Linked DNA regions of Homo sapiens: region 2 is linked to region 1. The links are chromatin contacts, found by Hi-C or POLR2A ChIA-PET in ENCODE. All regions are on one chromosome and are shown on one strand. The core of a region is the stretch at or near the end of the contact, and the rest is flanking DNA. Distances in the headings are between cores, read along the strand shown.

Region 1 (2,880 bases), core at 140-2,639:
CCACCCCCACCAACTGCCAGGCCAGGTTAAACTGTTTTGCAGAGCAGCAGTCTGGGTGATTAGACTTTCAAAGCCATGGAAAGAATTCAAATCAAATATTTATTGAGCACTTGCTGAGTGCTGGGCTTTGCAGGCAGGTCTGCCTCCATAAGCAACTCAGATATTATTTTAAGGTAGGTCCTGAGTCTGGAAGACAGTCTGGATTCAAATCTTGCCTCTCTGCTAAATTGTCACTTGTCCCTCAGTTAAGCACTGGGAACCTTGATGTTCCCATTTGCAGGGAGGGCAGGGGTGGGTGGGTGTTAGTTCCCCTCCCGCCTGAGGCCAGAGGTGATTAGGAGTGGTCTTTGGGAGGAACTGCTGGAGGACAGAGGGGCAATAATCAGTTTTGTGCTAGATGCAAGGCATTCTTCCAGAAAGACATTTCTGTTGGGAGTGGAGAGGCATGTCTGTGGCAGATCCCTCTCATGCACAACCCTCACTATATCTTCTGTCCACTGGGCAGGCTTCGGTCAGTGCTGGTGCCAGGATTATCCTACTCCAAAAGAAAGCATTTTGTGGATACAGCTGCTGCCAGGACTTGTGGCCTCACTTTTGGGGGCCTAACCTCTCCCTCCTCTCCAGGCGGTCCACTCTTGAGGCCTCCCCAGCGTCTGGCGAGTGTCGCTGGCTGAGAATGAACAGCAGACAGCCCAGCAAAGCCTCTCGCATGTCCTGGGAGCCCAGGCGGCGGGCCAATCGGCGCAGCAGGGGCAGGAGGTATTGGCGGGCCAGGCGGGCAGCAGGCAGCAGCAGGCAGGACAGCAGCAATCGAAGCAGCAGCGGGAGCAGTGGCGTGGGCATGGCAGGGCCAGTGAGTCAGTGCCTGGGAAGACAACACAGACTTTAGGCTTGCATGTCCTGGTTCTGCCTCACCTGGCAAGGACATGGGGTGGGCAGGAGTTCCCCCTCCCTTCAGTTTACACCTTCCTGCTCCTGACCTCAATTTGTAGGTCATTTTTGCTTTCATGAAGCCCTTTCTCTTGGCAAGGCAGCTGAGGCAGGAAGGTTCTCACCATAGCACAGATGGGGAGACTGAACCAAGGCAAGAGTAAACCAAGACCTACAGCTTGCCGTTCCCAGCTCCAGGCATTCCTACTGCTCCCTGGCCCCTCCCTTCCTCTAGTCACCCCCTCCTCTTGCACAGCCTCAATGCCCCTGGAGTTCCCTAACCCTTCTCCCTCAGTCTAGCAGGAGTTCTTCTCCAGGCAATTCTCAATTTTTCTTTTGGGGCTCCTGATCCACCCTGACCTGACACTCCCTGACCTCTCAGTCCCCTACCCCCACCAATCCACGGCAGCTCTCACCGGGCAGAACTGCTGCTCAGAATCAGTCTCTGGCTGGATTTGCCTGGAGTGGAGATAGCCCCACTGGATTCAGCACAGGGGTAGCCCCGCCCTGCTCTGCCCCACCAATTACAGTCCGCCTGGGTTGGGGAACAATGAAGAAACAGCTGTGTTCTGGCACCTGGTATATTGAGGGGAGCGGGCAGCTGGGCTGGCCCCCACTTCCCAGTCTAGGGGGAGGAGAGGGAAGGGAACATATGCAGGATTTCCCTCGAGTTGGAACCCAGACTGCACTTTCTCTTTTCTTTCTCTTCTTCTTTTTTTTTTTTTTTTTTTTGAGACAGAGTTTTGCTCTTTTTGCCCAGGCTAGAGTGCAATGGCAGGATCTCGGCTCATTGCAACCTCTGCCTCCTGGGTTCAAGCGATTCTCCTACCTCAGCCTCCCAAGTAGCTGGGATTATAGGAGTGTGCCATCATGCCAGGCTAATTTTTTTGTATTTGTAGTAGAGACAGGGTTTCACCATGTTGGTCAGGCTGGTCTCAAACTCCTGAGCTCAAGTGATCCACCCGCCTCGACCTCTCAAAGTGCTGAGATTATAGGCCTGAGCCACCGTGCCCAGCCCAGACTGCACTTTCTAATTGTGTTTCCTTAAGAACGTTGACTCTTCTGGGCTCCAGTCCTCTCCGCTGTAGCCTCAGTAAGTGGGAGTAACTGGAAGGAGTAACTGGAACAGGACAATATATGAGACCCACTTGCCTAAACCTCAGAAGCAGTGAGTCTGCAGACTGCACACACACCTGAGCACCAGGCATGCTCAGTGGCTGGGACAGGGAGACTAGGACCCAAGCAGGCCCCTGTGGGCCCTCTCCTGGGGGAAGAAAAGTAGAGGCACAGTCTATCTCCTAGCTGGGCACAGCTGGACACAGCTGGGTGGCATTCCCCCTTGGATGCTTACTTCAAGACCCTCTCCTCCACCTGCTTTCCTCCCTCAGATTAAATGAAATTCTATGAGATAGCTGGGTATATCTCTTTGGGTTTATAGCCTGGGTTTTATGTTGTTTTTAATTTTTATTTATTTATTATTATTATTATTTGAGACGGAGTCTCACTCTGTCACCCAGGCTGGAGTGCAGTGGCATGATCTTGGCTCACTGCAACCTCTGCCTCCCAGGTTCAAGCGATTCTCCTGCCTCAGCCTCCTGAATAGCTGGGATTACAGGCACCCGCCACGATGCCCGGCTAATTTTTGTATTTTTAGTAGAGGTGGGGTTTCACCATGTTGGCCAGGCTGGTCTCGAACTCCTGACCTCAGGTGCTCCACCCGTCTTGGCCTCCCAAAGTGTTGGGATTACAGGCGTGAGCCACAACGCCCAGCCTGTTTTTTATTTTTATTTATTTTATTTATATTATTTTTTTGAGGCAAGGTCTCACTCTGTCACCCAGGCTGGAGTGCCATGGCATGATCATGTCTCACTGCAGCCTCAACCTCACAGGATCAAGTGATCCACCTTAGTCTCCCGAGTTGCTGGGACCACAGGCAGGCGCCACCACACC
Region 2 (2,880 bases), core at 233-2,732, 81 kb before region 1:
CACCAAGAGGTGACATGTGAGCAGGGAGCTGGGAGGTGAGGGTGTGACCCGTGTGGAAATCAGGGAAAAGCATTCCAGCCTGAGGGAACAGCCAATGCAGAGGCCGTGAGGTGGCCAGTGCCACTGAGCAGTGAGCTGGGATAGGGGCAGGTGAGGAGGCTGGAGAGCGGGGTCAGACAAACAATATGCTTATTAAAACAAGTTGTACAGCACCTGCCTCAAGCCTGAGCTGAAGCTGAAAATTGGCACTTCAAAGCAGGAGGAAGCAGAGATGGAGGAAAGCCCTCCTTCCCTACCAGAATGAGTCCACCTCAGACAGCCAGACTTTGGACCTCTGCCTTTGTTCCTAGATCTCTGTTGCTAGATGAAGGAAAGGGCCTCAGGGGATCCATCTTCAAATCAAGGGCTCCCTGGCTACCAAATTCTGTCTAGTAAAAATTATTCGAGCAGCGTGGGCCCGCCTGGCATCATTTTCTGCAGTTTCTCATTCTAATTAAGGCACTGATGATTTGCTGGTAAGGCACTGCTGAGGGCTTGAAGGGACCCAATCCCGGGTGCCTGGCCCCTCACTGCTTGCAAAGCAGCATCCTGGCCACTGGGGCAGTAGCCTGTTTAGCAGTGCTCACCACAGGCCCAGGTTCAAGCTCCTCCGCGAGCGCCAAGATGAGTTTTGGCACCCCTGATTTATTGATGAGTTAACAGAGCTTCGAGATGTTCATCCAGGGTAACCAACTAGTAGTCCTCGGCAGAGCTGAAGTCAAAGCTACCCTTTGAAAGCCCCGCCACCCTGGCTGCCTCTCCCTTCCTGAAGGCCAATTTCTTTTTTTTTACTAGCCGTCCCTCTGGTCTGTCCCTCTCGCCCTCCAGGAGATCTGGGGCCCCAACCACATCTTGTCGCGCCAGGGCTGGAAGAGAGTTTGGCACAGGGCATGGACTGTGTGAAGGAGCGCTGTGTTGGCCTGGAACCTTCCTGCGTCTGGTACCAGACCTTCAGCTGGGGGAAAGGTGGAAGGTGCCCTCCCTCCCGCAGGGCCTAAGGTCAACAGGAGGCCTCACGGGAGTTCCAGTGACTTCTACAGGTGCCTTGGAGAAGGTGCGTCCACCCTCCTCTTCTTCCACAGACGCTTTTCCTGGACCAGCTCCCTATCCATTGCCACACAAAAGCTACCAAGAGAGCACAAGCACTCCAGACCAGCAGCCCTGCCCGACCCCCGCCTCCCGCAGAAAGCCCACCCGTTCCTAGACACGTCCCACGGAAGCACAGGGCATAGCGCAAGGCCACAGTCCCACTACCCGCAAAGCGGCCGCTTCCACGGAACCGTCCCGAGGCCGGGCCTGGCCACCCTGCGCGCGAGTAAGCCGCGTGCCTGGCGCGCAGCGGCAGCGGCAGCGGAGGAAGCAGCGGCGCGCTCGTCCTCCCGGCCCGGCCCGCTCCTAGCAACGCGGGGCGTCCCCAACGACAAAGACCTGCGCCGGCGCGCGGGACTCTGCGTGAGGCGAGCGCCGGGGCTCCCGGAGCGGGTGAGGCGACCTCCGGGAGTGGGGACACCCAGCCCCGGTCTCCCTTATCGGGGCCCCCTCTGGCCGGCTGGGCCCGGGAGCCCCTCTAGCGTCCTCTGCCCACACCGGCCCGAAGCCCACGGGCGGCCATTGCCTGGGTTGCGTTTTCCGTGGCGGGGAAGCGCCGGTCCGTACCCACGGGAGACCCCACGCCCTCCACGCGAGGACGCCCCGCGCCTCCTCCCCACCACAGTCACTGTCTGCAAACCGTCTGGCCCGGGGCTGGGGATCCGAGTGAGGCGAGGGGAGGGACTGGGAAGAAGAGGGGGAAAGTGGGGCATCCGTAGGGCGTGGAGGAGAGCGGTCCCAAGCCCTGGGGCCCTAGGCTTCTCCGAAAGGCCGTCCGTTCCCATCACCCGAGGGCTGTAATCCCTCCCGCGGGTGCGGAAGCTTCCTCATCTCCCTACCTCCCACTGCACTGCCGGTTTCCCTGGGTTACCAAGGAGAAGCCAGCGCCTCTACACCCCAGGTAGGATGGGGGAGGGACTCCTGGCCTTTGGAGCTGAGCTTCTCTGCTGGGGTGTCTGAGCTGAAGGTAGGGAGGAGGGGTGGGAGACTCCAGAGCCGCTGGAGTCACTTTTGAGACAACAGACCTGAGTGGTCAGGAGTTGGGAGGAGGCCAGCCCAGGGGCTGTGGTAAGTGAACTGGCGGTTTCACCCAGCCCAAGTCCAAGCACACGGGCCGAGGCTCAGTTGGAGAAAGTTTTTTGCCCTTCCACAAGTGGAATTCCCAACTTGGGAGTGACTTACCCCAAAGTAAGACATGGTGGGCATGAAGGATATGGAGGTGGCTGTAGACAAAAGCCCAGAGCCCTGAGAACAGAGGAGGGCTCTCCTGAGGGGATCTGGGGTGGGAGCGGCTGAGAAGGCAGAGAAGGCAGTCAGAGCAGTGGGTGCAAAGCCAGCTCCTGGGGAAGTGTCCCGGGCACAGAGGCGCTGTCTGCCCAAAGAGGGCCGGGTGTCTCCACTTCTCCACTAAGAGGAAGGGAGGAGGGGACAGTTGAGGACCAGAACTGTGATGCACAAGAAGGTGAGAATGCAAACCTACAGCATCTTCCTCGTGTTCCCATTAGGGCAGGTGGAAGGAGCTCCTACCCAGAATGGTTAGATTTAGCTGGGGACCTGAGGAAGGATGGAGAAGACCTGAGACTTCCTGTGGAGGGAATATGCCAGGGGCAGGAGAGCACCACTCTGCAGCACTCTGTTGGGCTCCTTGCACCCTCCAAAGGATGCAGGCAGTGGTCCAGCCTTGCGGAAGTCTCCTATACCCAGCAGTGAACTGGAAGAGGGAGCCTGGACTATTTAGGTCAGCACCAAGGG

Evidence for each region. A loop is a pair of places that touch in the nucleus more often than their neighbours do. ChIA-PET counts read pairs that join two places held with the same protein, here RNA polymerase II (POLR2A). Pooled maps may share reads with other maps.
Region 2: a loop to region 1 is called in a pooled map, with 3 times the contacts of the local background. The contact joins the promoter of DRC5 here to the promoter of MYMX in region 1. A Hi-C loop is called at or near these places in 1 of 37 single-sample maps with no recorded cell type and 6 of 50 pooled maps. POLR2A ChIA-PET finds 5 or more read pairs at or near these places in 2 of 52 experiments (HEK293 and activated CD4-positive, alpha-beta memory T cell).

Annotation. Positions count from the first base shown.
Region 1 is chr6:44,215,435-44,218,314 of GRCh38, reverse strand. It overlaps MYMX (myomixer, myoblast fusion factor), which reads right to left and starts at 1,389. Exons shown (of 2, transcript NM_001315494.2): 1 at 1,347-1,389; 2 at 81-865. The coding sequence starts at 843. The coding sequence ends at 589. RefSeq lists enhancers at 132-1,017, 1,018-1,903.
Region 2 is chr6:44,296,300-44,299,179 of GRCh38, reverse strand. DRC5 (dynein regulatory complex subunit 5) reads left to right here and starts at 1,482. Exons shown (of 5, transcript NM_182539.4): 1 at 1,482-1,521. AARS2 (alanyl-tRNA synthetase 2, mitochondrial) reads left to right here. Exons shown (of 22, transcript NM_020745.4): 22 at 1-449. RefSeq lists a silencer at 1,489-1,568.